6 separate regions of the Homo sapiens genome follow, and regions 1, 2, 4, 5 and 6 are each linked to region 3. Evidence: chromatin loops called from intact Hi-C (ENCODE). Cell type or tissue: PC-3. All regions are shown on one strand. Links, peaks and the distances in the headings refer to the core of each region. The heading gives the core; the rest is flanking DNA.

Region 1 (5,508 bases), core at 318-5,317, 490 kb before region 3:
CTAACTGGTCTCCCTTATTTCTCTCCTTCTCAGAAATCTTCAGTGGCTTTCCATTTATTTAGAAGAAAAGCCCAAGTCTTTATCCATGGATCACTTCAAACTCATGCGCAAAACATAATTTACTCCTGACCTTCTTAGTACCTAAGTTAAAGGCAATCATTGACTCTCCTCATTCTGTTTACCTTATCGTATATTCAGTGCACCAAGATAAGGATTAGCTTGAAACAATTCTAACTCCTTTTCTTTTATGTCATGTTCATCCCCCTTTCTAGACAGTCATCCAGTCTTGGTTACTTTCTAGCCAACTTTAACCTTGACTTTGTTTGGTTATTTCTGTTTCCCCTGCCTCCATCTTCTGCAGATTGCTGTAGTGGCCGATACCTGCTCTGGTCTTAGCACAACTGTGAAGTTACCTCTCTAAAGAACAAATCTGATACTGCTTAAAAACTTGAATTGGCTCCTTTTCCACCTATGTTCAAGACAATGTAAAGCCTGACCCCAATCCTTTTTTCTAGCTTAATTTTCTTAATTTTTGCCCCACACCCTCTGAACAGAATGCCCTCCAAACACACTGTGTGTGCTCTTTAATAATTCCCAGCTTAGGTACTTATATATCCTGCTGCCTACCTTTCCCCATTTAGCAGTTTATCCCTTGTCCTTCAAGACTCACGTTTCACATTTTCTGTAAAGACTTCTTTGATCAAACTATCAGATCACTGATTCATTCATTCAGGGAATGTGTAGTATCAGTATGAAGAAGGCACCCTGCCAAATGTTAGCGATACAAATGTAAATAAGACATAATTTTGTCATAAATGACAATATCATGTCATAAATAACAAAGTTTCATCTTGGTCCCTGTACCTCTATCATAAACACATTATATTTAATAGAAATCACTTGTATATGAGTCTGTCTTCCTTACCAGTCTGCAAATTATCCAAAGCTCAGATTTTGTCTTAAATTTCTTTGAATTCCTAGGATCTAATATATGATAAATACATGTTTCTTATTGATCTTCTCTTTGATTCTTTACAGTGCTTTTTTTTTGTCTGTTAGTGACTATCATGTTTCATAAATTTGTTAGGAGGTACTCTTCTTAGGAATGTAAATAATTTAGTACAATAACAAATACGAGGTTGCTTAGCACTAAATAGTCTCATGAGGTCAAATTGTACAGCTGTATTATAACACAGGTGGATAAAAACATCATTGCAAATATCCTTCTGTAAAAAACTCGCTCCTTATACTTTTGTGTGCAGTAGAATCACTTGAGGAGCTGATTAGATATGCACATCCAAGAACATGGAAGATGTTTAACATCATTAACTGTTAAGGAAACTTATGTTAAAACCATGGTAAGATACTACCACACACCTGTTACAATTGCTAAAATAAAAAATAATAATTATATAATGTATGGGAAGCTGGCAAGTATGGGAAGCAACTGGAACTGTTATACAATGCTGATGCAAATGCAAAATGTTAAAATTCTCCAGAAATGCTTTGGCATTTTTATAAAAGTAAACATACATTAACCATGTGACCCGTAAGATTCATGCCTGGTATTTACTTTGGAGGAATGAAATCATATTAATATATACAAAAAAGTGTACATGAATGTTTATAAATGTTCTGTTTATAATTGTGAAAACTGGAAACAACCCCCATGTCCTTCAGTGAGAGGTCCGATTAACAGACTGTAATGTGCCCATCTGTAGTACCGTGGAATACTACTCAGCAATAAAAAGGAATGAGATATTGATATATGCAACAACTTAGATGAATCTCAAAGCCATTAATCTGGGTGACAGAAACTAATTTCAAAAGTTTATAAGCTTTCTGACTCAATTTATATAGTGGTCTTGGAGAGACAAAACTATAGGGTTGGAGTACAGATTAGTACAGTGGTAGTAGTTGCGAAGAGTTTAACTATAAAGAAATAGCATGAGGGGGTTTTTTTAAGGTGGAGAAACTCCTCTTGATTATGATGGTAGCTACACAAATCTAACACAAATATGTCTTAAAATTCTTAGATGTGTACACTAAAAGTGGAAAAATAGTTTTGCTTTATGATGATTTTTAAAATCACATGAGGAACATCCCTGGGCCTCATCTCCAGGGATTCCAGTTCATTTTTTTTTCTTCTTTTTTTTTTGTTTTTTGAGACAGAGTCTCACTCTGTCGCCCAGGCTGGAGTTCAGTGATGTGATCTCGGCTCACTGCAGCCTCCACCTCCTGGGTTCAAGTGATTCTCTTGCCTCAGCCTCCCGAGTAACTGGGACTACAGGCACATGCCACCATGCCCGGCTATTTTTTTTTTGTTTGTTTGTTTGTTTTTGTTAGTAGAGACGGAGTTTCACCATGTTAGCCAGGATGGTCTTCATCTCCTGACCTCGTGATCTGCCTGCCTCACCCTTCCAAAGTGCTAGGATTACAGGCATGACCCACTGTGCCCGGCCAGATTCCAGTTCATTTTTGTTGTGAGCTAAGGCAGACCACAGATGGAAAATTCAGATTCAAAGATAGTTAAGAATAAAAAACCCAGACTTACTTTGATTGTTGTCACTTCAAGTCTGTAATGAACCAATAAAAAAAATGCACAGAGTATGCAAGAATAGAAATAGAAGTGACTCCTACCTCCTCCTAGTTCCTCACAGAGACCAGAGAGATATACCAAGTTGGTGGCCACTGACGCTGGTTGAATGTGAAACTGGCCACTGATGCTGGTTGAATGTGAAACCCATGTGATCAAGTGGGAGGTACTATGTCAGTACTCCAAGATCCACCTGCTACTTTATAAGAAACATCTCTATCACAGATACATACTTCCCTTGTTTAACTTCTTACTGTGTCATTGGTGCCACAGCAGTCCTAGCCATGTCTTCCCTCAAATGGGGTTTGACTAAGGAATCTATTTGTAAGAAGGACAGCAGAACATTTCAATGCAGGGAGCCCACAGAAAGCAGACTTAACCTAAAACCAAACAGCAATCCAGCAATATGATTTGAATATCACCTTCAACCAATAGTTTTAGTTTCCTCTGTTGGCTTTGAATATCCACTCTTGAATATTAGAAAAGAAATGAAGTAAGTGAAATGTTTCTCCTCTCCCTACCTTTAGCCTCTGAAGGAGCTCTTAGCAAATACACCACAATTGGACTTTTTTCCATATTCATAAGAGCTGCTTTAAGATTACAGTAACAATATTGCTTGTCTGAAAAGATGAAAGCTGAGGCAATGAGATCCAAGTGTAATTAGTCCTAAAGTATATGTATAAAATAATTTCTAACAGGCTGACTGCACTGCATAAGAATAAAGTAAGAATACACCCCCCTTGAAACTTTAAGAAGCTCTCCTCTTTTGTTATGTTTATATATGTATTTTGTTTTGGACCCTTAAGAGGCTCAAAATGTGTAAGTTGTTATTTACTTGGTTGGCCACTAGATGGTGTGGTTTGTTAATGCATTACTTTTGGTTTTATAATTGAAGCAGATTTCATGGAATACTATTTTCTTAGATAATTTTATTAGTTAAATATTATTAACTTAGAAGTTTAAAATTTTAAGTGACCTGAGAGATAATCAGTATGGCAAAGTCTAGAATGGAACCCCAGTCCCCTGAAATCTTACTCCCTGCCATTATCCAGCCCTTAAGTAAAAAGTGTAGGGAAAAAACTGTTCAAAAAGAAGCTCATGAATTGATAATGAGATTTTGAGACCAATAGCAAATAAACACATGATGTGATGGCCAAACAGAAGCTTTAACTATATAAACATTTCTTTAAATGTTAATCTAAGGTCTTTAATTTTTCTTAAAAATTCTGCCTATTGTATAGTGAATCTTCAGTGAGTCTTTTAAGACCTTCTGCTACAGCACTTACACAGGTGACATATAAGTATACTAAATCTCACCTCTGGGCTCAGATTAGGCCAAAGAACAGAACCAGAAGTAACATTATTACAGTAGTCCCCCCTTATCCATGGGGTATATTTCCAAGATATGAAACCACAGATACTAGTGAACTAACTTGATTGGTGTCAATTAAGTGCGTTTTTGTTTTCGTGTCTTCCACCCACAAATTTAAAGCCTTTTTCATCTTAACTATGTATCACACTGTAGCTGTAACTTGCAATTTGAGGTGCAACAGCAAAACTAACACAAATTTCTGTTTTCTTCTTTGTAATTTCACAACTAGAAGATTTGTTGCTCTTACCATCGATTTTAGCAACCTCAGCATACAATTTCGTTTTTATTCCCTTAAGTTGAAAACTTTCACCTTTTCACATAAAGGAAACACTTTATGGCTTCTCTCTGGCAAATTCAAGTTGCCAGCATCACTAATGTTGTGCTTCAGGGCCATTATTAAGTAAAATAAGGGTGACTTGCAAACACTGTGATACTTAAACAGTCAATCTGATAACCAAGCCTACTACTAAGTGACTAATGGGTGAGAAATGTCTACAGCTTATATATGCTGGACAAAGGGACGATTCATTTTCTGGGCTGGATGGAATAGGACAGTGTGAGATTTCATCATGCTACTCAGAAGAGCATGTAACTTAAAACATGATTTGTTTATTTCTGGAATATTCTACTTAATATTTTTGGACCACAGTTGACCTCAGGTAATGGAAACCACAGAAAGCAAAACTACAGATAAGGAAGGACTCCTCTATACTCAATGCACATCTATAGTTGAGGAGCTAAAACAGATGGTCAATGCTTTGCTATCAAAGATCACCAAGAACACAGCTGTAGGTGAACAAAGCTGGGTTTATTGACTTATCGCAATGAGGAATATCATAGGGGAAGCATCATGGGGATCTCAATAAGAAGGGAGAAGTCCTCAAAGGCAGTGGGTCTGAAGTAAAAGTGTAAAGGCTCTGAAGCAGATATGGACTTGTTGGAAAATATACTCAGAAAAGCCAGCCATTGTGGCTAGTGTGGATGAGGTAAGGGGATGAGATTGATTTCCATAGTCTTGCATTGTAATGACTCTGGCCTTTACTCTTAAGGAGTTGAGAAGCCACTGAGATTTAGTTTTATTTTGAATAGTGTATATTTTGAAGGCTAAGAAACAGGTAATACTGATTGATTGCAAAAAGGGACATCTGGATGAAAGAGACACTTGCTTTTCACCTCTTTCCTTTTGAATTTTGTGATATATTTTGGTATTACCTATTTTTTAAGATAGGTAACATTATTTTTTATGATTTTATATAAAGCATTATATACTAAGACCTAGTAATACCTTAAGATGCTTAAAAATAATTTTCTGATTTCTTTGATGAACTCATACAACAGAAATGCTAAAAACAATTGCTTTTAAATGCTAAATAATACTCTTACGCTTTCTTGGTATCTAGGTACAAAGGTCGAGAAATAAGCAAGTACGAGAATTATTCCCAGATGGTTTTAGTATTCATCATGCAGGAATGCTTCGGCAGGACAGAAATTTAGTTGAAAACTTGTTTTCTAATGGGCATATCAAAGTCCTAGTGTGTAC
Region 2 (5,508 bases), core at 257-5,256, 52 kb before region 3:
CCCTGACAAATAATGCTTCGTCTGCCCTGCCAAGTATGTGGATTTACTTGTTTGATTGATTGATGGATTGCTTATATTTTTGACCATAAAGCTATTGTTTTAAATCCTCAGGAAAATTTGACATAATCATATAAGCCAACTATGGTTTCCGGAAATTTGCTTTTCTTTAAAAAGAAATTGAAAGTCATTTGGTGAATTCTTTGTTCTAAAAATGGCAATTCAGACAGGAAAATTCTGGGATTGATTTTAGATCATGCTTCAGTTCTACACTTTTCTTTGCCAACAGAGACTTGGTTACACTCCACCAGCCTGGTGTTGTGTTTTGGAACTTGGAACATCCCATCATTGAGAGTCATTACCATATATTGCTCCGGGAAATTAACTGTGTAGCTGTCAGTAATTTCCAGGAAAGCTATCCTACTCACTTTCCTGCTTTGAATCACCAGGCAGGTCTGTGATTACTCAGGCCCTAGGCAAATGTTTCTATGATGAGGTCTATTCTATAGGGAAAGTGAGGAATGGGGTTGGGTCCATAAGAGTAGGTTCTTCCTTAAAGTCATGTGATAAGCATCAGCCAAACCATCTCCAATACTGCTTTCATTTCAAACTTTAACAATCTTGGATGCAACTGGAAAGTTGTTATTTAACCCAATTACCCTTGGAGGGACTGGTCCTCTGGATGAAGGCAAGAAGATACACGATCAAATTAACAGTAGCAAGATGAGTAGCAGGAAGCTACAGTCAGCTCATTCAGAGAAGTAAAGATCTAATCAAGTACCATGTCAGCACGGTAAAGTTAAAGTGTATTTGGAAAGACCCACCAATGCCAAGGTTTCCTTGCATAAAATATAGCACAAGTTCAGGCTTCTAAACTCTACATACCTCTGACCTTTGGCTCTTTTATGTCTCTATTTTTCTGGCCTGACAGACCACATGCCAATGTGCAACCCAGAATCCCTCACCCTTGTGATTTATGGCTTACAGCTGCTTCAGCGTCTCCACCATGGCAGCTGCTTTTCAGATGTCTTCAAACCAGAGGGAGAGTGTTAATGTGAACTTGAGTGGCTGCAGAAGAGAGGAAGAAAAGTTGATGAAAAAATCATCTGAATTCAGCCCCAAAGCTTTCCATTGATCTTTGCCTTCAGGGCCAAGCAAAATGTTTGGTTTATTTCATAAGCTAATTAGGTGTGTGAAAGGCTACTTGGCATTTACTATTGACTGAACCCAACAAAAGTGATCACCAGACTAGGTAATCAATAAGAGATCGATTACAAGCGTGTGATTGGATTAGCCATTTGATCAATGCTGTGTGCTAATATATTAACAAGCAAATTACCGAGTAGCCCTTAAGAGCAGAATGCTGACTCTGATTGCATTACAAACTAGTGAGATCTAATGACCTACCAAGTGCAAGGGTTAGTTATACAAATCAAGACCTGAAAGTATTTTTTTCCTTGAAGATTTCTCCCCCTCCAAAGAAAATGCTTTCTTAAGTGAGATTCAAATTAAATTACAATTAGCAAGCAGCTGTACTGAGACACCTAATTTCCAAGTAGATATCATGAATGAGAAAGAGGGCTTGGGAACTCCAGATGAAACAGCCTAGAGACTTTTAGGAAGAGCTGGCTAATATCAAAAAGGGAAAAACAAAAAAAAGTCAGAATAGTCACTAATATTTCTCTAATGAAATTTTGATTCATAGTTTCCCAGTTTGGATATATCGAGCTCTTCCATGATAGACTCTAATGTCGCTTGATCTTTATTAAAACTATGTATGTTTTTCCAGCTCCCATTTTGCAGGTAACCTGTTATGTAACTGCTTCAATAGCAGAATAAACAATAGATGTGTGTGTGTGTGTGTGTGTGTGTGTGTGCGCGTGCAGGATGAAGAACTGTGGCTAGTAAAGTACCCTTTTGAGAAAAACAAAAAATTACAAGACAGGTTAGTGCAAAAGTAATTGCAGTTTTTGCCATTTTTTAAAAAGTAATGCAAAAACAGCAATTACTTTTGCACCAACCTAATACAATGTGGAGTGAAGAAAATGTTCTCCACCGTCTAAGTCTTTAGAACTTGTTTCCATTAGCTGATTCCATAAGTGACCTTACAAGAGCAAAACCCCACAAAACAGAGCTCCTCTCCAACCCTGCTTTCCCCATGATTAGGTGAAGCATTTGTTCAATTGATTGTGCTCTTTCAGATTCCCTAAGTGGAGACCAGGCAAGCCTTTGCTCACTTTCCCTCTTAATCCTTTTCCTTTGAAGAAACATTTTTTTTTCCCCTTTGCCTCAGGGAAGCTGAACCGATTAGTCTGAATTCTCCAGTGTTATTTGCAGATGGAAAGGTCTCCCCGGGCCCGGAGGCAGAGTGTCAGCCCGAGCGGCGGCGAGGCCGAGGCGGGGCGTGCTCCCGCGGTGTGGAGGCCGGAGCCGGCTGGCAGGCTGCGGCCTCGTCCGGCCTGGGCGGAGCAGCTGACAAAACAGCCTGCCTGGCTGGGCCGCCAGGGAGGGTGGGAGGGGAGAGGCTGTCAATCAATATCACGGACGCGCAGGAGGGAAACGGAAGATCTGACGGAGCCCTGTCAGTTCCGAGACGCCAAAGTGAACCAAGATTGGGTTTGCCCGCGGTTGGGGACACCTGGTACTTCAGGGTTAAGTGTTTTGGGCACTAGGGGCGCAGGCAGATTTTCCCCTACTTGATACACGTTTGGTGGGTTTCAATTTTTATACTTTAATACATCCGTTTCCGTACCCAAATAGCTAATTCAGTGCCATTGAGAGTACCTAGTGACATTTTTATGAGAACTCTTTTTCCATTTGACTTAAAACTGATGGTAGGAAGTGATCGCAGATGACAGTCCTTTCAGATCTATTCCTTTGTGTTACTCCTTTGTGTGAAAAGCCCCATTCTACGTTTTAAAATACTTTCTGTGCCTACAGAAGCATAAAGTACAGGAAGCTAGCAATATACAGTCACAGAGCTTACTTCTCTTTAAATGAAACGATGAAGTCATCACGTTTATTGTTGATAGAATCTCAACTCACAGTTTACCTCAGGGTGAAGTTCTGTGATAAATGACGTATCTTTGGAATCTGACGAAGCCTCAACTACAGTGGCATATGGTGTAATGATAAAATAATGCTTTTTTAAATCATTACACCATATGATATGGTGTATCATATCATGCTACAAAATGATATGATTTTGCTACAAAATGAGTTATTTCAGTCATCAATGATTACATTCATGATGAGGAACAACATACTTTGAACCAGCAGTAAAATCTCTTCTAATTAATCTTATGTTCATCAAAAACCTCAAACAGAGCAGTTAAAAGAATATCCCGCATCTCATAAATGCAAGTCAGGTGACTATAATGCTATAAACCACTTATTGGAGTGTTACTGATTAATGCCTCTGACATTATTCTACCCTTCTCCTTCTGTAGTGTTATTAATTTGAAGATAGCATCATAAACATTTCTCCACAAGAACCAGCTGTATGGCTCTAGATGATAATGATTGTAATTATTTAAGATAGAAACCAATGGAGGGCAAGCTTCTTGCTTATCACTGTGCCTGATTTAGTAACATGCTGGTGTGCAGGAAGAACTGAGAAGAGGAAGCGAATGATAACAGGCAAAAAAGAAATTTGTTCACATTCAGTAATTCATTTGGGGATTTGTGACTATTTCACTTGGGACAAAAACAAAATCGTTAAGTGACTTGACAAACATAGATCATTAGAATCTATTACACTCTGAACATCATCTAAAGTATATACACTTTCCAGTCCATAGTTTCTTTTTTTAAAAAAAAGTCAATTTTATTTCTAAACTGTCTCATTTTACCTATTTCCATGTTAAATTTAATGACAGTTGATACTGAAGATTTAATGTGATACTTCTCATCAGTTTGCAGATAATTGTTTTGTAGAATATTACAGTGTCCTTTGGCTTTATCCATACCTTATACAGCCTGTTGTTGACCTTCTTCAGTGTGAAAATGAAGGGTATGTTGTTTTGCCTACTTTCATCCACAGAGGATCATTCCCAAACATAAGTGGTATCATTCTTGAAAGCTCCAGTAGGCAGGATTATAACTTGGTTGCAATAGACAGCTCAAGTGTTATCCTGTGAAAGGCTGATGTTTAATGAAGATGAAAAAGCAGGGTTGCGTGGTTAGCTGAAGCATGCATGAGTGATGTGGCTTACAAGAAGAAAGAAAAATGATTCTAATAAAAAAACTTTATTAAATACCCATTAGGATGGTTGTCACTTAAAAAAAAGTAACAAGCGTTGGAGAGGATTTAAAGAAATTGGGAACCTTCTACACTGCTGGTGGGAGTGTAAAATGGTGCAGCTACTGTGGAAAACAGTGTGGAAGATCCTCAAGATTTTAAAAGTAGAATTAGCACACGATCCAGCAATTTCACTTCTGGGTATATACCCAAAAAAATTGAAAGCAGGGGCTTGATCAGATGTTCCTAGCAGTATTATTCACAATAGCCAAAAGTGGAAGCAACCCAATCTGTCTATTGCTGGTTGAGTAAATAAACAAAATGTCATATACTCACACGAAGGAATTCAGCCTTAAAAAGGAAGGAAATTCTGACACATGCTACAACATGGATGAACCTTGAGGACCTTACGCCAGGTATAATAAGCCAGTCACCAAAGGGCAAATATTGTATGATTCTACTTATATGAGATATCTAGAGTAGTCAAATTCTTAGAGATAGAAAGTAGAATGGTGGTGCCAGGGGCTGGGGGGAGGGAGAAATGGGGAGTTATACAGAGTTTCAGTTTGGGAAATGAAAAAAACTCTAGTGATAGTTGAACAACATAAATGTACTTAAGTCACTGAATGTCACATTCAGTGTAAATAATATAAAGCAAATTTTATGTTACGTATACTTCGCCACATGTTGCATTCAGTGTAAATAATATAAAGCAAATTTTATGTTACGTATATATTGCTACAGTTAAAAGAAAAATTCTAGTTAGGGGATAGCACACAGGGATAATCTATTATCTTCATGTGTCACCTCCTTTCTTTTTGAGGAGAAGGAGAAAGCAGTTACCTGCCAAAGTGTATGTTGCATTTTTTCTCCTTCTTCTGGGGGCTCAGGCTGGAGAGGAATATTTTTCATTCCCCTGCGGCCCTTGGCTGCCTGGGAGCAAAGTTTGAGGGAAATGCTGAACAAGGAGTTGAACTATTTGGGCTGCTTTAGCTGGCTTTCCAGAGTAAAGTTTACAATTCACATAGGTAGACTGCATCAATAGGCTACAATTCACACAGGTAGCCTACCAGAAGTTCCTTTACTGCACTGGGTGACAGGTGGGAGGAAATAGCAAAAAGAGTTGCAACTTTCACTTGCTCCCCTTCATACAATAAATATTTACTGAGTGATTATGTGCCGGGATCCATTATGGGCCTCATTTGACTCAAGACAAAGTTCCACACTCAGTAGGGAGCTATGGTCATTCCAGCCCTTTCCAGTTACTGTCT
Region 3 (5,508 bases), core at 226-5,225:
AAGTAGAGTGTCAGAAAGCTAAATATTCCCACCAGGTAAATAATACATGTGAAGTTGGATAATGCAAACAAATTCTAAATATGCATAAAACATAACCAACTAAATACATATTTACTTAAGAGGCCCTGTAGAAATTTATACTAGATAATTCACTAATATTCATGTAATATTAGTATGGAACCTATTAAAGGGCATTTGGTCACACATACCAAACATGCAAAGACTATGAATGACTATTATATATGAGCTAATGTTAGTTTTTCACAATGGAATGTGAGAGCCCAAGATAGATAATTAGACATTATAGCAGGAGGAGGTGACTGGAGCATTGTCTTACCAAATAACTGATATTTATGTCAACATGATAAAGTTATGAGCACATTTGTGCTCACAGCCAAATAATTAGAATTTCAATCAATGTAGCAATCTTGGAGCTACCGATTAAAAAATTATTTGGGAGTAAGGCCGAAAGAACTATAATATGCACATAATGATACCTTCATTAAAGGAAACTTGCTTTCTTTCTTTCAAACACTGCATATGTAATTAAATTTAAAATTCATTGACTCATTCATTTAGTCATTCATTGAACGACAGTGAGCAAAATGATAGAAACCTCTGAACTTATAAGGAAAACAGTAAGACATATAATATGTACTGAACGTCAGGTAGAGAAAAATAAGGGAGGAGGAAAAGTGAAAAGCAGATAGTTTACAATTAAAATAGGGCATCAAGAGGGTTGACATTCAGTAGACAAAGAAGGACTAAGCCATGCAGACTTCTGGGGGAACAGTGCTCTGGGGACAGCGAATTCAAAGGCTTTCAGTGGGAAGAGGCCTGACATGCTTCAGGAAAGGCACACTGGCCACTGGTGCTGTGGGAGAATTGAGGAGACCCAGAGGTCCGAGGGGCAAAGGGAGGCCATGTGGTGTAGTGACTGGCGGACCACTTTAAAGACTTTAGCTTTCACCATGAAATGCGGGAGCACGTTATCGTCATGAAAAGTAGCAGATGAGAAGCAAGTCAGCTGGAGGGAAGGATTGCTGTGAGAGCTGCAGAACATGGCTGGTTACTCTGTTTTTCTTCTATTGGAAAGCTTGAGCAGAATTATTCTTATTGATCCCAAGCCCATTTTCATGTAAGTGAGTGAAAAAAGGAAAGCAGGGTCCAGTCGAGAGGCTTGAGTTCTGTTCCCAGCCAGGATGCTGATACGCGTCTCCTCCTTCCCTGCAGGCCCAGCATCCTCTGGCTCCTCCTTTATCTTTAGACAGCAGAATGGTAGGTGTGGGTGGACTTAATCTCCTTCCTCTTGTGGCTTTTTGGTATTTATTTTTTCAATTAATTAATTTTTAAGTTGACAAATAAAAATTGCATATATTTATCAGGCACAACATATTGTTTTGAAATATGTACACATTGTGGAATGGCTAAATCAAGCCAATTACCATATGTATGACCTCACATAATTATTTTTTGTGGTGAAAACAGTTAAAAAATCTCCTTTCTTACCATTTTTTGATATACCAAGGTAACGAATGCTGCTTATGCATCTTTAAATTTACATAGCACTACAATGCATTAATACCCAGTGAACTGCAAAAAATATATATATATATATATATATATATATATATATATATATATACACACACACACACTTACAGTGGTATTATTAGTCACCAAAATGGAGAGGGGAAACTACAATTGTGGGAATGTGCAAGTGTTCTAATTAAGGCAATATTAACCCAGATAAGCACTTAATACCTGTCCTCTCAAATTCTCAAATGCCTTACAGCTCTGGAATGCCCATTGTGAAACAAAACAGTGCACAGTATTTCCTAAATTCTCACACACACTTCATTTTCTGACTTGGCTGGGAAACGAGAAAATCTGGCCATGGGCAATGTGCCCTCCTTCCCTTGTCTGACCCAAACATAAAGCAGTTACATCTACTGGCAGGCTAGCTGTGGCCTTTGCCCTTTCCTCTAAAGTGCCCAGTTGAGGATTGACTTCAACAAGATCCAGTGCTGACAGCAACCCTGTACTATGTATTTCCCCAGTAATATAGATGCCTTCTTGAAAGGTCAGTCCCCCTACAATAGGGATTCCTGCAGCTGGAGCCAGTGTACAGTCAAATACATCAATATCAAAACTCAGATGGACAGACCTTTGTCTTTTGCCAATCAGCAGATCAAATTTCTGTTGCATGACCTCCTGGGTGCCAAATGGATTGATGTCTCTCACGGAAAAATACTAGATATCATTGTTCTTTTAAAAAAATGTTCCAGAGGGTCCATGTCTCCTAGATCAGAATACGCTATACTTGGGGAGGAGATACAAGGTTTGTCCAGGGAAATCCTGGAAGTTCTGGTACCTTTCCCTGTAGTTCTGTGAGGAGAAATGAAACTGATAGTCCATGGAGATTTCCTGATGAAGTGGTAAGGGGTGTACTGATGTCTTCTGGGCATCAACCCAAGTGACACAAAGGTCTGGGCAGTTCCAGGCATGACCACTAATGGTACTAATTGCCAGGCTGGGGTCTCCTCTCACCGTGACGCAGCTGTAGCCAGACAACACTGCTCTGCTAACCAACTCAGCCAGTTGCTGGTTGGCTGGGCCACTGAGCACAGATTCACTGTAGGGTTGTTGAAGAGCTCATCTGTGGGGACTGGAGTAAAACTAAACTTTTCAAAGTCTTTCAGGCAGCAGCCCAAATTGGAGACCCTTTTCATCAATCCAATTTTTCTTCTGGCAGCTGGACCATGTTCCACTCCTTTTCTTTTCTGTCCCTACAAGAACGGGGCTCCTATCACAACCAGACTTCTTCAGGATAGAATGCACTTGCGTCTGGAGGAGACAAGTTCCTTAGGGACTTGACTGGCAGTGTGGGGAATCACTGGGATAGAGGCAGAGCTCAGTGCAGCTGGAAGCTTCCAGTCTCAGCAATTTTCAAGAATACAATATATTGTTATTAACTATAGTGGCCATAATTTTTAAATTCTGACTTCCCACACACAAACACTAACAGACAGCAGGCAAATATACCAGGCAAGTCAAATTTCTCAACCCAGACACATTTAGCAGATTTTATTTTAATGAAACAGAATTTTTAAAGAGATTTTATACTTCATTAAAGTTGATTTACTATGCACTTTCGCTCCCTCTGCTGGTTGTGAAGACTGTGGAAAACCACAATACATTGCCCTGCCAGTAGACTTAGAGAGCAACCTGACATCGTGTAGCCTTGAATGGTTAATCTAGAGAAGGAATGAAGTCAAGCAAGCTGTACCACTGACACAGGGACATCTCACTCTCTGCCCTGGCCATGATGGAGCTGTGAGGGATCATGCACTGCAGCCCCTATTGTGCAGATGAGGAGGGTGAATTCCAGAGATTCGAGGCCTTCCTCAGCTCCAGATCCATGTGTAATTTAGGGCCCAGGGCCAGGACTCTTGTGTGTAACTTGGAGACATGTTCCTAGTGCTTGTAAACTTCACGGACAGAACTTCATGGATAAGTGAGATTGAGCTGTTACTGAAGAGTTAATGTAGCTTTAGATGCAGCACCCCTTTCTTGTGAGCTGATTGCAAGTGTCAGGTATCAACTGGTGGGAGGCGCTTATCTCAAATCCTTAACAGACAGAAAACGTTCATTTCTTCATGTGATAGAACAACAGTAAAATTCCAGCTTAAAGTTGTTACAGCTTACTTTCTGACCTCATTAAATGACTACTCTGCTTGGATTTTTAAAATGTGGTTTCATAAATTAAACACTGAGTCTTAAAACCTTCCTTGAGTTTTAATGCCTTTCCTTTGTGAAACCATGAGGGAATCCACCACCAACAAAGCATTTTTTCCCATGTTCCTGTGCGTGCCTGGTGTCACCTGGGGTCTATGCCAAGTCAAACAAAAGAAGTTTGGAAATAGTTTGTGAAGAAATTAACTTGTATACTTAAGTATATTTAAGTAGGTCAAACATCTCCTTCTCCCCCACATTCCATGACTAATGTCCCAAATAAAAGTATATTCATTTTACATGCACCACATTTCCCAGAAAAAAGCAGCAAATGCAAGACATTTATCTGTCAGGGTGAATGCACAAGGTTCTGCTCATTTTTGCAGGAGGCAGGGAGCTGGAGGAGCTGCTGTCACCATCCTCTGACTCTCAGATGACATAGGAGTTGTTTGGTGCAGATGTTAGAGGAGAACAAAATGCCTGGACCTTGTCTCTTGAGAATGCCGTGGCTATAGGACTGAAGAAGTTGGACTTGTAGTTTGGCCTTCCTCTTTGTATGACAGTTATTTATGCACTATTCTTTTTGCCTTTTTTGATTATAAGTTCATTAAAGGCTGATACAATGTCTTATTGCTTATAGCATCTAGCATGTACTAGTTGCTAAAAAGAGGTTTGTTAAATAAAGATTTATATGCTAGCTTCTGAATAAATGTTTGTTAAGTGAAAAACTTTTAAAAGGTAATTCATTTGTGACTTTTTCAAAGCATTTCCAAACTACTGCCTGGACACCATTCTCACTTAATGTGATGAATTAGAAAAGCATCCAAATTGTTTATCCCTTTAACAATATTTTTTATCAGTGAGTTGCAAAACTGTTTCTTAAAACGTATTTCTAGGTAAGTAATTTCTGAAAGGCTCCAACCATTAAGATTTAGTATGAGGGAGGAGGGATAGCATTAGGAGATATATCTAATGCTAAATGACGAGTTAATGGGTAGAGCACACCAACATGGCACATGTATAACTATGTAACAAACCTGCACATTGTGCACATGTACCCTAAAATTTAAAGTATAATTAAAAAAAAAGATTTAGTGTGTGATCATTATTAGTATAAATTTTTGAAAAGAAAAATCGATTTGCTACACATTTAACACTAAAGAACTAATATACACAATGTGTGGAGAGCTGTATGAAATTTTGAAGCAAATGTTAGATCTAATTCCTCTTAAAAGAAAGAATCATGTTTAATTGATAGAATACAGCACTTTCATGGTTCTCTAGCAAGTCAAAGGGCTTGTCCATTTTCTTGACATTGTATTTACTTAAATGAGTTTATCTAAAGGGAGAAAGCAAGGTTACAGGCAGCTTAGAACAATGTAGTAATTGTCACTAATTAAGTGCCCTCAGCTGTGTCTATACTGGGCCACTGTTTACTTGCTTTGTACATACTCAGCTGCAGGTAGCCACACTAAAAATTCCTCCACTTGTTATCACCCCTTGCTGTTTTAATTTTTATGTGGTGAAATATTGACAAACATGTCATGCTTGACTCTCACACTTTTTCTATGAATGGGTAAATTAAGGATACAACTATTATCTCTTATTCTGAATTTTCTATCTAGAAGGTAGTGCAGGGTAGATGGATGTTGGCACTTGCTCGTGAGCTGGACTGATTAAATGATTCTGAAAAATAGAAATTCAGAATGATTGTTCTTGGAATGGTGCTACACTAGTATCCATCCATCAACATACTCTCAAACATGCTCTTTA
Region 4 (5,508 bases), core at 349-5,348, 60 kb after region 3:
AAGAAGGTGCAGATGGGGGAGGAAAGCCCTTCCTATCTGGTGTACTCTGAATTCCAGTGCAAGTGTTTCATTAAAGCTCACCAAATAAGATATAATTTTCATAATAGTTAGAAAATTCAGGTTGCCACGTTTTTCCTGTGTGTTAATGCCGAGAAGACATGGAATATACTAGTTATGCCAAACAGACTATTTGGTCAAGATGGTAGAAAAATGGAATTGGGGCAGTGGCTGAAAGTGTCAATAGCCAATGACAGAAGCCATGGGCAATTCCCCTTTCTTGGGGTTTTAGCCTTTGCTGCTGAGAGGTTTTCCTGCCTTTTACTGTGGACCACATTTGTAAATCCCTGTGCAGTACCAGGAACTCAATACCCGTTAACTTCTTAATCAGTAGAAGACAATCTTTGCAAATTTGAAGGCTGTTTGGAATTAAGGGCAGTTATACCAAGTTAGAGAATATAACAACAAGCAGAAGTGGTATTAGAACAAACACTCTTTAAAAGGTTGGTTTCTAAATATCCTGTGTTTTTCCTAAGTCATAAAATTGTGCCATTTTTTTCTTCAGGAGACACATTCAGAAATAAATGTGTCTCTAAAGCAAATACTGCCTGTGAAGCTGGAAATACTAACCCGAATCATCCTCTTTTTCCAGAGTCTCAAGGGGCTGAGGCAATATCAGTAATGGAGACGCTCAGATATGGGCAAGACACACATTTAACAAGTCCTATGAAGGAAAGCATGTTTGCTATGTCACTATGCTCTTCAAAGTCAACTGGGATGATGGCAAAGGGCAACTGCCTTGCAATCCTTTATTTTAGTGCAGAAAAACATCTTCAGTGGTCAGAATTACTCACTTGACTCGAGGAAGTTTTCAAAACATTTCTAAATATCATAATTCACCATTATAGACACCGTGTTATTAGAGAAAAGAAAAGTATTAAGATAGAATAAGAGGTCAAACTGTCCTGTATTAAACATGTCATCACAACAGAGAAAATGTTGCAGTAACCTGACCTTTTTGTTTCAAATGAAAATCAAATATAAGCTTTTTCTGTTACATTAGCAATCATGTAATTCTCTAAAGGTGGCTTTTAAAAAATGAGAGGATTCAACATTTCCTAGTACATGCTAGGAACATTGTTAAATTGAATCTTTTCTTTTTATGAATAGAATGACATTTAGTCTTTCTGAGAAGTGCTGCTTTGGGGGCTGATGACCATGATGGGCATGTATTAGTTGACCAGTTTGCATAGAGAAAACATTCAACTTAATAAGCATTTCTTGGTTCAGTATTTTTGGCCACCTACTATGTGTTGAACAGAGTGAGTGATAAGAAATGAGTACAGGATTCAGGGGATGTTTTTTATAGTGAGACAGCCAGGTGGGAAGTGGTCCGCACGGAAACTCCAACCAGCCTGTGCACTGGGAGGAGTGCACACTTGGGCGGAGCCACAGAAGTTCGCGCTATTTGCAGTGGGGAGGAGCCTGGCCCCTCCTCTTCCTGGGTGGAAACTGGAATTCAAACTGTGAGGCAGGAAGCACACTAGCAGGACCCTAGCCTTATGGAGAATTCATGTTTCCCTATTTTTTGTTTCTTGTTTTTTTTTTTCCTTTTCACCCAACAAATCCCATTATTCTCACCCTTCAAATTGTCTGGGAGCCTAATCTTTTGTGGTCACGTGACAAGGATCCCGTCTTTAGCCAAACTAAGGAAAAGTCCCTCAACAATAGGAATGTAATCTTGTTGAAAAAACAATAAATACCAAAAAAAAAAAAAAAAAGAAAGAAAGACAAGGTAGAATATGGAATAGAAATAATAGATGCTGGTGGTAGATATTGCAATGAAGAGAGAAGGGATGTTAAGGGAGACCTTGAATTTGGCAAGAGGGTAGGGAGGCCATCCTGAGTGAAATGTCAGAGGGCAAGAGAACATGGCAGATGATGGGACGCAGTGAAGAGCCTTGAGAGATGAGGTCCCCATTAGGAGGGGCCAGATGATAAGAAGTTTTAATCCTAGAAACAGGAATTTTTCAATTGATCTTATAAACAAATAGTCATGGTAGGTTTTTCAATCAGTGAAATGAATCATGCCAGTTGGGAGCAGTAGCAAGTAGAATAGACTCAAAGAAAGAGCATCTGCAAACATGAAAATTTAGAGGACGGTTTTCACAGTAATATACCCATTAAGTGATTAAGGTCTAGGGTAGAGTCCACGGAATCAGAAAGAAAAAATAAAACTGAAAACATGAGGCAAGGACCGATCTGACAGAGTTTGAAGAAAATGAAGTGCTGAAGATCAGGTCCCAGCATCGTGTCTGCCACAGTGAATATTCAGTGGATGGTGTTTGAATGGGTGACTAATAAGTAAATCTCAGGTTCTGAGTCTAGGTGACTAAAATATTGATAGACAGACAAGAACATCATAAGCATCTTCAAATAGGCTTAACTGTCTCGGAGACTACACAACATTGACATGATGGCTACTCAAAGTCAGTTCATTTAATTCAGTATATCCAGTTTTTAAAAAATCAAACTGGTATGTAGAAGAGCCAGCAAGCTTTTGAATATTTCCTTTTTCATCTAGTTGTTTTTGATGTTGTGGAGACATTCAATGACAAATACAGAAAGAGGAGACTGATTAGGGTTTGTGGAAAGTGCTAACCTTTCCTATATTTTCTTTCATTACAGAAAGATTGCTGGTTGATCTGACTGTATGTCCAATTAGTAAATGCTTTCCATAGGTTCATTTGCTAAGGCCAAAAATAAAAAGGACTTTTCAAAGAACACCATGCCATTTTCCCTAAACAAGCTCTTTCTGCCGGGGAAGTCTTGCTCACCTTTCACCAGCCTTCTGAATGTCTGTTACTCCCTTCTCCCCTTCTGCTTCTGGCTTAAAAACACTTTTTTATTGTTATTACCTTGGCTCAAAGCTTCTGTAATGGTTTCTTGCTTAAGCATAAGGACATAGAAATTAGAGCAATGGTCACAACAGCACAACATGGCTGATATGAAGGACTGGAAATGCTAGTTGGTAATGAGAAACAAGCAGACACAATGAATTACATTAATCCAGAAGTCACAGGTTATGACCTCATTCTTATAACTCTATGTTGTTTTAAGTCTATAAACTTTCATATTTACTTACAAGGGAGTATTTAAATATGTAAGTCAAAACAAGCAATAGTCAGAAGCTGGAAGAGATCATTAATAATTTAATACATCTTGACTAGTTCCAGATTGGAGGTACCATATAAATGTTTATTCCTGGATCAATTTGGTTTTGGTAGTTACTATATTTTTAGTTCTAATTAAAAACACACTAGAGGAGGATTTGAAAGCTAAGAAGGTGCTGCCACCTGGAGGATTTTTTCTGCCCATTTGGAGTTTTGCCTTTACCAAGCAAGGGCAGACTAGTGGTCGTAATCATTCTACTCTGTAAAGAAACCGAGCTCTCTGGTTTGGGATATCACAGAACAGGGAGACAAGCAGCCTGGTAACTGATGGCACTTTACATTTTTCAGCCATATGTTTTAGTGTCAGATGCCACAGGCACTGGGGTGAGGTGGCCTTTTGTATTCTCCTCACTGGTAACTGCTTAGACTCACATGAGCCTTTTACACAGTTCCACTTCCCATGAACAATATAGAATGCCTAGAGAAAGAAAAAAGGTTTTTATTTCCTCGAGGTTGAAATTGACATGAAATGAGTAAATAACTTAAAATATAGACATAATCGAAGAAAAATAATTATAAAACCCTAACCTCTCCAACTCTCCCAAACTCTACCAATTCTTTCAACATTAATTCTGTATGTTAGGACAACAGCGCTCTAAAAATCCTGCTCAGAAAACAGGAGTTAGGAATGGATGGGATACTATTCTTAAATTTGCAATAAGGGGCAAAATGGTTGCCAAATTCATTATCATTTACAGATGAAAAGACAATGTGACATATCACCAAAGGTGTTCTTTATTGACTGGTCCCCTTTGCTAAAGCTTTAGTTCTTTGTACATTAGGTTGATATATTTTTAAAAAATAATCTTAAACAGTAGACTGTTAATTTGGGTTTTTTTGGCGGGGGGGTATTCCTTGGTTTTTAGAAGCCCTTTCCATTAACCCTTTAGTGCATTCTCCATGAATTCTTTAGCCTGATGTTCACCAAGGTGCCTGCTTCTGGCATGCTGAGAAAAAGAGGACTTGAACTTCTATTGAACCTGAGGTCTCAGCACATCTATGGGGCAGAAATGTTCCATTTCCCCATTAAAAAGCTTTCATTTGTAAGCCGCAGATGAAATTTCATCTGCTTTGCATCAGTCTAGTTTATAACCCTAGAGAACTTGGCACCACAACCCTCAAACCCATTATTGGTATTTTCCCTTCTGATGGGAAATAATACATTAACAACTTGGTTTTTGTTTATTTTGTTTTTGCTTTAAAAAAATGAAACACATTTCATGTGTTGCCCTCACATTTTTTTGTTTCTCATTCAAAGCTTTATTCTGGGCTCCTTTCAACTGTGCATCTCTGGAATGACAGACATATGGGGTTTCTTGGTTTGTTGTTGTTTTTGTTGTTTTTCATTTTGTTGGGTGGGGATGGTTTCTGATCTTCATTTGCATTGCCAAGCAACCTGGAACTCTATTGGCAGTTACAAAAGCTCTCTTGGATTGCTAAATTCATTTCCATTGGAAACACAGTTTTACATATAGGAAAATAAAATGGCATCTTTTAAGTTTTCCCTCCAGAAAATGTAATCATGAAAAAATATGCTCTCTCTTGTTGCTGATTCTCATACTACAAAAATGCTACCCAGTAGGCACTTAATTGACCCATAAAATGTAGATAAACTTGATGGGTCCAAAACCATTTTGATTGGAGAATGACAGCCGCATGAAGGAGTCCATCAGGATCACTGCAAGGCACATCTATTCAATAATAAGCTTTTTGATGACAGGAGCTGGTCTCTTGCATTTAGGAAATACTTATTGATTAAGGAATGTAGAGGAATGAGATAGAAAACAGGAGAAAGGAAAAAGAGGTACTTGCTGGAAAGTGGTTGAGAGCCACCAACAATTAACAGTGGCATTGCTAGAGAGCCCTGGGCCACTGTGGAAGGCCCATGCAGTGGGTGCCCATCATCAGCCCCTTCATAGAGCAAGATTTTTCAGAATTAATCATTTTTATTTCTATAGTGTAGAATGTAAAAATGATTGTGAAATGAATGCAAAATTAGCTGAAATAAACCCCAATCAACTCTCACAGAAATTTCTTTGCCTTTGCCTTTTTTTTGGCTTGGTTTATTTTTATTGAGCCAAGGACTTGTAATATGGCCATTCTGTTTTCTGATTCAACATTTGTGTGGTGAGTACAGAGAGATGGTTTGGCCACAAAGTAGTTGGCTGAATTGAATATATTTTACCATAAAAGAGAGGGTAAATTTTTGCCAGAAGTATAGTATAGACATATTCCTATCAAATGACACTTAAAAAGCAAAATGATCAGCTTATTCTGC
Region 5 (5,508 bases), core at 154-5,153, 300 kb before region 3:
TTATCAATGGAAAAGAGAGTAGTGGTGTCCAGGGTTTAGAGATGGGGATGGAGGGAAAGAGAAAGCTGTAGCTATAAAGGGGTAATATAAGGGAGTCTTGTGGTGATGGTGCAATTCTGTATCTTAATTGTAGTGATGGTACACTAAGCTAAGCTACACATGTGATCAGACTGCATAGGTCTATGAGCACACACACACGGATACACACACGCAGGCACACACACACGCACACTCACGAGTACAAGTGTAACTGGAGAAACCTGAATGAGCTCTGTTAATTGTACCAATGTCACTTTCTTGGTATTTATACATACTGTAGTTACGCAAGATGTTACTGGGTCAGGCAAGGTAAAGCGTGCACCAGAATTCCCTGTACATTTCTTTGCAACTTCCTGTAAATCCATAATTATTTCCAAATTGAAAAAATAAAGGACAGGGCGCGATGGCTCACACCTGTAATCCCAGCACTTTGGGAGGCCGAGGCAGGTGGATCATGAGGTCAGGAGATCGAGACCATCCTGGCTAACACGGTAAAACCCTGTCTCTACTAAAAATACAAAAAATTAGCCAGGCGTGGTGGTGGGCGCCTGTAGTCCCAGCTACTCGGGAGGCTGAGGCAGGAGAATGGCGTGAACCCGGGAGTCGGAGCTTGCAGTAAGCCGAGATTGCACCACTGCACTCCAGCCTGGGCGACAGAGCGAGATTCCCTCTCAAAAAAAAAAAAAAATAAATAAATGTGAAGAAAAAAGTTTCAAGAAGAAATCCAGGCCAGCTTTCAATTGGGATGTTTTCCCCTGGGGTTACTGTCCTTATTTCCAATACATCTAACTTTAACTTCTTTTTATTTGGTCTTTTTCACTTTTCGAGGGAAAGCCCGCAAATACTTACTTGAGTGAACATTATTCTTACGTGGTTCTGGGTAAGCTACTCAGCTCTCTGTTCTTCAGCCTTCCCTTTGGAAACTTGGGGGAATATCATCTGTCCCCATCCTCATGGGAATGTAGAGAGTTACAAACTCACAGAAGTTCCAATTAACTCCTTCCATGCTGAAATCATAGAGCAAGTGGGAAGTGAGGTGAGCACTCTCCTCCAATGAGCACCCACCACATTCTGGTCACTGCACAGGCACTTCAAATACACTGTCTCACTGGCCAGGTTTCAGCTCATTCGAAAAAGATGTGAAGGTCCTACATAAACTACAGCATTGCTGACCACTGAAGAACTGATAGCTGATAACATTGCTAAACAGCAAGAGTTCTTACTGGGTTTATACTTCTCAAATTTCCAATTAGTCAAAGCTATAGTAATATTTAAGTTGCTTTTTAAAAATGCACAAGCTAATTCTCTAATGCAATTTTCAAAATAAGCATACTTGGCTCTTTTTAAAGCATTTCCCCCTGAATTTGGTCAATAGATTTTGGAACCATTTTAAACAGGTTGACGTCAATCTTTTTGTAAAACTTTCTCCTTGGTGCTTCCCACCTCCATGTGTCCATCTCTTTTTCTTCCTCACAGAAGCATTTCTTTTCCTTCTCTTCTTTCTCTGGGATATGCCCTCACTAAACAAATTTGCTCTGTCACCTCTATTCTTATACTCCCTGGGAATGAAATGTTATTTGTTGGTCACCCATTAAGCACTGAAACTACTGCAAGATTATTTCCAATACATCATAACAAACATTCTTTGAAGTGTGTCACATGAGCCCTGAATCAGCAAGGAGGATAGTATTGCGAGGGCTGTTGCTAGACTATACAGTGCCTTTGTGCAAATTAGAAAAAGACCCCCCTCTGGATGGGACACAGGACTGAGCCAGGGCTGAATTTCAGTCCTTACCTGCATGGATGAGACACAACCTCCTCAATAAGATCCAGAAGCTATGGAAGGAGCTCTCAAAAGTAAACTCAGCTCATCATCACTTTTGTACCCAAATCCATCCTTGACTTATAGTGATTCCAAGAGTGAGCACTTGACTCATTTGTGACCCAATTTTTTTCTGTGTTAGACTAAAAATCTATAAAATACTTAGACATGAGGTTTTACAAACCTGTCCTATACACATTTCTTGTTTATCATCATGACACTTATCATCTTATTTATCATCATGACAGTGGTGCCAGTACTCATTGGGAGATCAGCAGATCACTCAGCTTTGGGACAAAACAGAGAGTTTTAAGTAAGACGGGGGTACACCAGATATTTTTATCCTTGTTTAGTTTTCCTCTTCCAGTGCAGTGGTCTCTGACTCAACAAAGCCCAACATTCACAACCTGCTGTCAGGGGCCTGATGCATGCATTGTCTTGAGTTGAATAAAAACATTTGACTCTTTCTGTCAATTTGCAGTGGAACACACCTTCCAGATTTTCTACATTATGTGATACCAGCTCTGAATATTTCCTATTCAGTGTTCACCTCTGTCAGCTAGTCTGAAAATTGGAGCCAGAAACACTTGACAAATCACTGGCCACATTGTGGTTACAGGTGATGACACATTGCTGCTGCTGCTGCTGCCGGTGCTTATTCATGAAACTGGAGATTAACGTTCCATTTCTGAGATGTAAACTAGGGAAAACCCCATATAAAGCACCAGCATTGAGCAGAATAACAGACAGACAATTTTCAACTGAAATGCCAGTTATTAGAAGTCATGTGGAGTCAGGAGTTGCCATGGAATCCATTTGTATCTAAACCGGCTCCTCCTGCTGGAATAGTTTCTCATTATCATGTCTTTCTTATGGGGTTGGGGGAGAAAGAAAGTGAGAGTGCCATCTCATATAAAACTATGTTATAATTCTGAAGCACTGAGGCCCTACAATGAATAGAAAATTAAAAGTTTTAAGGAAAGTTAATGTAAAATTGTAATACCCATTTATATTGTTTGGCTTGGAGTAAAACAATCACATTGCCATCAAGATTTCCTTTCTGTGACTTTTGATTATTCAAGGAGAATACACAATGGCTTGTGGTACAAGATTTATCTTCACAAGCTAGTTATCAGATCTCCAGGAGTGAAAATAAATATCAAAGCAGATCTAAACTGAGATGGGCTGCACATTTGCAGTGCACTTGTGTTCCCCTGCTTTCTCCTACGTATCATTTTTATTTAGATTCTTAACCAGATGATTATGGCTTTTCCTCCTCTTAACCAGACCATTATGGCTTTTCCTCCTGTGAAACTGCTGATGAGTCTATCCCCTTGTTTCCTCCAAGTTATTTGTTCAAATCACGAGAAGTGATTGGCTGGCATATGTTAATGCTTGAGTTGTTTCTGTGGTAAAGTCTCCCATGTGTTTATAGGTAAAATACAGAAACAGATTGATCAAATATCAACTTGGGACAACTGAATTTCAAAACACAGAATCCAGAAATTAACCACTGTTTTAACATATGTACAATATAATTGATTATAATTAGACAGGAGATCTGTTGAATGAAGATACATTAGAATTATATTTGCATATTTATCTTATTCTGTGTTTTCTATGAAAGAATATTAAATGTTTCATGTGAGTAAAATTGTTAGTAGATTACTCCAGAACCTTGAACCTGTGTTTGTCATTGTCTCGACTTCCCAGTGTTGACCAGTGAGCTCACCCCAGGGATTCAAGAATGGTTCAACTGTATTTAAAACCAGACCCCACCTCAACCTCCTACCCAAGGATTTACCCACCTCAGAGCCAAGAGGGCCCCCACCCTCAAATCATTTGGGTTGACAGTTTCCAGTAGAAAAATGCAAGCAGCACTTAGGCATATGAAAATATGCCAAACCTCCCTAATAACAGAAAAAAATTAAAAATCAATTTTCATCTAGTAGACTGGGAAAAAAGTTAATAATGTGCTTCATTCGAAGATTGTAGGGAAACAGTCACCCTCACACATTGCTGATGAGAGTGTCAATTGGCAAAACTGTCATGGAGGGCAATTTAGCAATGTTTATCAGGAGTGCAAATCCATGTATCCTTCAATATAGCAACTCCATTGTTGGGAATTTGTCCCGTGGGTGTACTTGTACACAGGTAAATGACATGTGTACAGTTATCCACTGCAGCATTGTTTGTGAAGCAATAATGGGAAACAAACCTAAATGTCCTCAGTGGGTGAAAGGTTAAATAATTTATACTGGTATTTTCTGGAATGCTATACAGATGTTTAGGAAAGAAAGGATGAAGAAGCTTTCTGTATACTGTCATGAAAAGTGAAAAAAAATCAAGGTGCAGAACGGTGTGTGTAATATAAATCTTAATGTTTGCTTGAAACTCCAGAAGAGTAATAAGAAGCTACGTAGTTGTATAGCTGGAGACATAAATTGGTAGCCCAAGATCCACTTGCTTGGTTTGCATAGTGTTTTAAAATTGGATTTCACTTAATAATCTGGATTTCTAGGTAAGGAAAATAAGTGAAGCAGGCCAGGTGTTAAGATAAGAAATGGTGCTGGTAGTCTAATCGGTCTGGATTTTCCACTCGGTTTTAGGGTGGAGGGACTCTGCAGTGGGAGCCCTGAGGAGATGAACAGCTTCATTCCAGAAATGGAGCTGTGACTCATGGATAGAGATTGTCATCCCAAACCTCTCTCATCTGAAAGGGGCTTAGGAACCACTGCTGGGAAAAGGCATGCCCAGCATCCATATCATCCCAGGTGTACCTAGGAGCAGCACTGACTTATCCATTTCACACAATAGTCACAGTGCCTAGGGCCCATGTAGTTTTACGGCCTGAGAAAAATGTTTCACTGTTTATTTCTTTTACCATCAGAAGAAAAAAAAATGTAAGAATAATGAATATATGATAATGAAACCAATCTGAATTACACTCATCTGTTTACCAATGCAGTTGCAAAATATAATTTTAAAATATTTTCTTATGCAGGATGGAGCCATAAAAACATTACAAAAGTGCTTAAGGATCAACAAAGCTGTGTCATAACGTTGACCCTGCACAAGAGGAAGCCCTTGCCACTTGAGGGGAGGCCTAGACCACCCTGGCCCAATGCATCCAGGCAGGGCCCCCTCCTCTAGCGACCACTCCCCCTGCACCAACATCACACACACACACACCTTGAACCCTTTATGCCTAAGTGGTCTTGAAAAATGAGGGAACAGGTTTGAGGCCAAAAGGAGAACCAATGCTTGTCTGCTATATTTCCAGTGTGTCCCACCCCTGGTTGACTGAACCAAAGTCTCTGGACTTATTTCCAGCAACATAGCTGAGAACCCTGGAACACTGAAACATTGTGAGAGCACCCTGTGTATTTCCCTGCTCTTCTGAAGCCAAACTCCCCACGGAAGTTTGCCCCGGCTTCCTCTCCCTTTTTTGACACTAACCACTTTCCTAAGGAGGCAGGAATAAGCCATCTTCAGAGACCCCATCCTTATCACAGAGGACAGCCTCACTCCTGGGCCTCAACTAGACCGCCCTATCATTTTATGCTGTATGTTCAAGATCCCACAATACTAGGGACATCGCTTCGAATATTTTCCCTCCTCACAGTCTTCTACTTCAGAAGCAGGCT
Region 6 (5,508 bases), core at 289-5,288, 69 kb after region 3:
TCTATGCTTCTTCCTCCTTGTCTGCTTTTGGGTGCTCTCTCCTCTATTCTCTGCTCCCCTCTGCTTAGAATATCTGAGACAGTGCCTTCTCCATGCTGTGCACTGCCCTGCATGGGAAGTGGCTCCTTCAGCTCTCCTCCTTCCCTTTTCTTCAGCAGAGGTAGGTGATTATCCATAAAACAAGGGGCTAAAGTAGGGGATCAAGTAAAGAAGGCAATCATCTGGGGTTGCCTACAAATATTCTCTCATCTTTGTTTTTGGGGACTTACTGAAGATGAGAAGCTACTTGCCAATCAGATGATGTTTTGTTAGGAAAGGACAAATTTGAGGGGCATGGCAACATGGGAAAAAATAGGAAATATAGGAAAAAATGGGAAAAACATAGGAAGCCAGAGAAAGTCTGTCTGTAATTCATTTTTCTTTGTTTGAAGCATTCCCAGACCATAGCAAAGCCCACTGACTCTTAACCCTTTCCTTACCAGTTAATTCAGATAACAATTATAGAACTGCTTATATTAATTATAGGACACTTACACAACACTTACTATGTACCAGGCACTGTTCCGAGTGCTTTTATTCATTCTCACAACCATCCTTTGATGAAGGTTCCATTATTATCCTCATTTCCCAGATGGGGAGAACGTGGCCAGAGTTAAGCAATTTGTCCAAGGTGAAAGGGTAGCAAACAACAGAGCTTGGCTGTGAAATTAGGCAGCCTGGCCTCAGGGTCTACATCCTTACACTCTTTGCACTCTCCTGACTTTCCATATGGGTTTCAGATGCATAGTTTGCTTGGAATCATGGTGTGTGCTGGTGAAGGAGAGAGAAAGGGAGGATGGAGATGATTTAATTTCATTGAATAGCAAGTAATTGCCTGGATCCTCTTTCCTCTTTTCAAAATAAACAAATGATTGACATAAGCCCATCTTATGTGGGGAGGGAGGCTGTTTGTTTGTTTAATTTATTTGTTCTTATAAAGCTAACACTGACAGGTCTACTGCTCCAAAACTACATCTTTATTTGGGCTAGAAAAGTAAGCTTTTCATCTGCTTTGGTGATGGGTACAGCCACCTTAAGAAGGTTCCATGGGAATAATGAAAAGTATTAAAACATGCATGATGAGAACAGGAAAGGACTTGAATATATTACAGGAAAGAAAACTCAGGCCTAGGGAAATGAGGAGACCTGCTCCTTAATTAGCAAAGTCTGTTTGTGATAGAACAAAATTAGAAACACTGATTTATCGTTCAGAGCTCTTTCTAGAAATGAGCAATTCCTGTTATCTGGTAGAAGTGCCATTATCTAAAATAAATGTTATAGCCCCATCAATGGGCTTACATTTTTAATAACAATATGTACATATATTTTTCCTTTCTTTTCTACCATCAACGTAAGAGGCAAAAGAAAATGTTGATGAGGAACCAGCAGTGGTAGCCATGGCATCTCTTTTGTCCCCAACACTGAGGAGGCAATTCCTTTATTCCGTCACCTGTCCCAGAGGTGCCATGGCAGAAATTTGAGTAGGGGGGATATGGTGAAGAAGGCAGAACCAGATTCACCATCTGTGCATTAGCAGTTGACTTGCTCAACCTAGCAATATTCATGATGCCTTTTCCTTTAGAAATTTATTTAAAGTAGGGTATTTTACCAGGTCCTTTAAAGTTATCCAACCTCTCTGGAGTTGAATCTGGAGAGGAAGACATCTTTAAACAAATACTCCCTCTGTCCCCACATCATTAGCCTCAGATTCCTAAGGGAAATAGGCAAATAACCTGGTCATTCAATCACTAGATTCTTCTGTGTACTTTTCCCAAAGATGGGCAATAAAACTCCTGATGCCAAAGAATACTTTTCTACTATGAAATTCTTTTTAGATTATTTGCCTATGAAAAAATGCCCTCCTCCCTTCTTTTTTGTATTTAAGCACAATAAAATCCCATGAGGTAAAAATTGGAGAGTTTCCATAATACATTTCTTTACATAAAGTGATATGGTTTGAATAGACTATCTGGTTTTATATATATTAGGATTGATCTTATTCCAGTATAAAGGGTTGAACTATATTATCAAGAGTATTCTAATACTACTCAGGTCTTTTTCTTCATTTCAGTTTGATGACTTAATACTTTCTGTTGAACTGCACTGAATTGATTAGCATTTTTAAGAGTTTCATGATGACTACATAATAGAAAGGCATCAATCCACTGATTGACCACACTGTCTCTCCCTAAAAATTGACCACGGAGACACCTACACTACAATAATTTAGGGGCTGGGGGTTAAACTGAAAGGTCAGATAGAAGCAGGGCCAGGTATAGTGACATGGCACATGAAAGCCAGAGCAGGCCAAACGTTACGGAGAAAACCAAATTGAATAAATGAGGAAATACGACTTCAGATGAATAGAGATAGCAGTTCTATTGTTTCCTGAGTACTGTCAATTCCCAGCTCCCACCTTCAAAAATGCATCTTCTTTCTTCATGTTCCTTAAGCTATTGCTGTAGCCTTTAAATTACTCGTTGTTAGTTTAAGCCAGTGCAGTAGGCTTGTGGGTTTTTTTTTCGTTTTCTACCAAACTCTAACTAGAAAGTCTGTATTATCACCCATGTAGAAAAATTTTGTTTGTTTTGTTTAATCCTACTTTCACAAAAATAGTGAAACATCGGAATGTCGATTGGGAAGAAGCAAAGAGTTAAATGCTTCCAGATTTTGGAAAATTCTTTATTTGCAATGTTTCTGCACCAAATCTATGTCTATTTGTAAAATCAGATTAATTAGCAATATGCTTAGGTTGAGTTCTGCTACCATCATGGTGGTCATTTGTTAAGCAGGAAGTAAATGCAATTTCAAGCTTGAGATTAATTATTTGGTCAATTTCAATCTGTAGTCATTAAATAGAATCTCAGCACTCGATGTTTCCAAACTTGAATGTATGCTACATTTTGAAATCAGAAATATCTAAATGTACAAAGCAAAGATGCACACGCAGACAAGCCTACATATGCGTACACACCCAGATACACACACACACACACACACACACACACACACACACACACACACACACACACAATTTAAAAGTAAGCAGCACCACACAGTGGTCAGATAGGGAATAGTTACTGTTTAACAGCAGCACCCCTGGAGATAAAGGACTGGTTCTTTGTTATTTTTCCAGAGCTCAGATGTGATCAATGTGGTGTCAATTTCTGTGAAAAAAAAATAAATGTTATGTTTTCACTTCTTAACCTCTTGAGAAAAATAATTGTTGGCTAAATTTCAACCTTATTTACAGATGAAAATGCTAACAATGAAAAATACTTGTCATATTTTACCATATGCGGTTGTGTTTATTACAACCAAATGCATTTCAAAAACCAGTGATTGAAAAAACACTATTGCCCAAGGACTTTCCTTTTATTCTTTAGCATAGAGAACATTTTATTACTAAATTTAATCTGCTGAAAATCAAATTTTATAACTGAAAATTTGGCACAAATGTAACCATAGGCATTTTAGTGATTGCATTAAGTAAATGAAGGTAAAATACACCTCTGAAATTGTATATTTAGCTACAGTTTAGCTCATCATTTATTCTGTGTATGAAGTATAAAACAGTGATCTGAAAATCATTTCCATCTAGTTCAGTCTAAAGATATTCTTCAGTTCTTTGGAGTATGAAAACCCTAATTTCTAGAATGTATTCCGTTTGTGCCACAATGGGATGTTCATCTTTCCTCAACAATGCTTGATCTCTTAATACCATCACTGACACCCTCAGTGGACGGCCTTCCTAGGCATTGCTCCATAAGTGAAGAGTTTTCAAGAGAACTTCAGCAGGATCACTGGCGTCTAAAAGAGTCATTTTCTCATTATTTAACTTTTTAAGCCTTCTTGCTATTGAAGAAAACATGATTAGCAGCAGAGCTGCAAAATAATCTGTAGTTAAGAAGAATGCATTGCCAGCATCTGCAAAGCTCAGATAGCATCTTTGAATGGTTAACAGAGCGTAGAGGTAAAGACAGCCCTTATCACAGTTGAGGTGACATATTGAGGGATGTTAGCCCTGGTGTTTTCAATATTTTAACATTTTGCATATCTCCAGAACACAGAGACTGGAAGGTCCTATATTAATTATATTTTTTAATTTTCTCTATTCTTAATGACATGGCATCTGGAGCCTCACTTCCCCTATGGGGAGCCTTCCCCACCTAGAACTAGCCAATTCCTAAAGATAGTAGAAGCCTGATCTGCAAGTATGCCTTTCATACACAAACCAACCAATCCAGAGCCCACACCCCCCAACTACCTCCTTTATTGAACTGAACTGACTCACATCAAGCCGCTGCTTCCTCCCCCAATCCCCTCAGGACAAAGTATCCGACAACTTGGAACAGTCTCTCCACTCTCTACAAGCCCACTGAAATTATTCTGCTAGTCAATCCCAAGCCTGCTTCTCCTGTCTGTCCTATTTCTTCCTACAGAAACCACAATAAAGGCTCTTACCCACACTTTCCCCTCACTCTTTCTCTGTCCCCTGACTAACCCTGGTTGCTTCCCCATGTGGCCCCACGTGGTGTGCCTGGACTCCTAGAAAGTCAACATCATCACCCAGGACCTGTGAATATGAAACAGTCTTTCTTCATAGCAGCCGTTTCCATGTCTGTGTGTCTTACTATACCTCATCAAAACAAACGCTGGGTACATTTTAAAACAGGTCCCTAATAATGTGGAGCTTTCTCGTCTGCACCATTTCCATTTTCCGGCAGCACTTTATTCCCAGTATTAATGTGAAAGTATGTGTTGTCTAGCACTGCGTGTAAATTTTGAGGCATGAGAGATATATAAAGGGAAGACAATGACTGTCTTTCTTACTTTGTTTACTGGTCTTATTTATACCATTGAGGAATCTTTCCCATAAAACTCAGCCCAACTCAGTCATTACTCTGGCACCATACTTTCTGGGACTACATGACCCAAACTTAATTGCTTACATTGAAATTATTTGGTCTCTCTGTTTCTAACCCTTTTTTTTAAAATTACACTAGATTTTAACTGATTTTAAAGTGCTGAAAACTAATACATAACTGATTAAACAGCCAAAGCCTTCATTTGGTGGTAATCAATAGTCATCACATTTATGTATTTGCCCCATGTAGCTTGATGTGTTTGTCATACTATGACGTATTACGTTTTGCCTAAACAATTAACTTCCAGTCGGCCTGATAAATTGCTTCACTCTTCTCATAGCTTGTGCCCAATTGACTCTGCTGTTCAATTTTCTCCACTGGAGTCACAGTGCCCCAAGGCTTAGCCCATTTCATCTGTGCAACTAAACACTGTTCTCCAGGGTTATATTTAATTAAAACACAGCAGTATTTAAGTGAAATATTTAACTTCTGAGGTCTAAACCAACTTTCACTACCATAATTACTTTGCAAAAATCACACCATGGCAAGACAGGAAAAAAATGCAAATTTAGAGTCACTGTTTGAAAGCTGAAGAACAAAA

What was found. A loop is a pair of places that touch in the nucleus more often than their neighbours do. Peaks named below come from ENCODE experiments on the same cell type or tissue, not always from the same donor. Only the 100,000 strongest peaks of a DNase experiment are listed, where the experiment ranks them.
Region 1: a loop joins it to region 3, with 6 times the contacts of the local background. A loop is called at or near these places in 4 of 110 quality-filtered maps.
Region 2: a loop joins it to region 3, with 4 times the contacts of the local background. A loop is called at or near these places in 5 of 110 quality-filtered maps.
Region 4: a loop joins it to region 3, with 7 times the contacts of the local background. A loop is called at or near these places in 4 of 110 quality-filtered maps.
Region 5: it touches region 3 in a loop (13-fold over the local background); 17 of 110 quality-filtered maps call a loop at or near these places.
Region 6: it touches region 3 in a loop (8-fold over the local background); 3 of 110 quality-filtered maps call a loop at or near these places.

What each region holds. Positions count from the first base shown.
Region 1 is chr6:100,662,397-100,667,904 of GRCh38, reverse strand. ASCC3 (activating signal cointegrator 1 complex subunit 3) reads left to right here. Exons shown (of 42, transcript NM_006828.4): 15 at 5,369-5,508. Among named protein-coding and RNA genes, the nearest start is that of SIM1, 200 kb to the right of the region's middle. In PC-3, for the core only: a CTCF peak has its summit at 3,415 (motif pointing right); a DNase peak (open chromatin) is centred at 4,484; H3K27ac peaks cover 944 bases.
Region 2 is chr6:100,226,064-100,231,571 of GRCh38, reverse strand. No RefSeq gene overlaps it. Among named protein-coding and RNA genes, the nearest start is that of SIM1-AS1, 160 kb to the left of the region's middle. RefSeq lists a silencer at 2,315-2,404. In PC-3, for the core only: no CTCF peak of the experiment used is centred there; DNase peaks (open chromatin) are centred at 461 and 2,501; H3K4me3 peaks cover 1,386 bases; H3K27ac peaks cover 849 bases.
Region 3 is chr6:100,174,526-100,180,033 of GRCh38, reverse strand. It overlaps the pseudogene ARG2P1. Among named protein-coding and RNA genes, the nearest start is that of MCHR2, 180 kb to the right of the region's middle. In PC-3, for the core only: a CTCF peak has its summit at 3,164 (motif pointing left); DNase peaks (open chromatin) are centred at 3,223 and 3,943; H3K4me3 peaks cover 467 bases; H3K27ac peaks cover 3,195 bases.
Region 4 is chr6:100,114,696-100,120,203 of GRCh38, reverse strand. No RefSeq gene overlaps it. Among named protein-coding and RNA genes, the nearest start is that of MCHR2, 120 kb to the right of the region's middle. In PC-3, for the core only: CTCF peaks have their summits at 3,160 and 3,382 (motif pointing left); a DNase peak (open chromatin) is centred at 3,373.
Region 5 is chr6:100,469,953-100,475,460 of GRCh38, reverse strand. No RefSeq gene overlaps it. Among named protein-coding and RNA genes, the nearest start is that of SIM1, 7.8 kb to the right of the region's middle. In PC-3, for the core only: no CTCF peak of the experiment used is centred there; a DNase peak (open chromatin) is centred at 2,510.
Region 6 is chr6:100,105,207-100,110,714 of GRCh38, reverse strand. No RefSeq gene overlaps it. Among named protein-coding and RNA genes, the nearest start is that of MCHR2, 110 kb to the right of the region's middle. In PC-3, for the core only: CTCF peaks have their summits at 2,898 and 3,103; no DNase peak of the experiment used is centred there.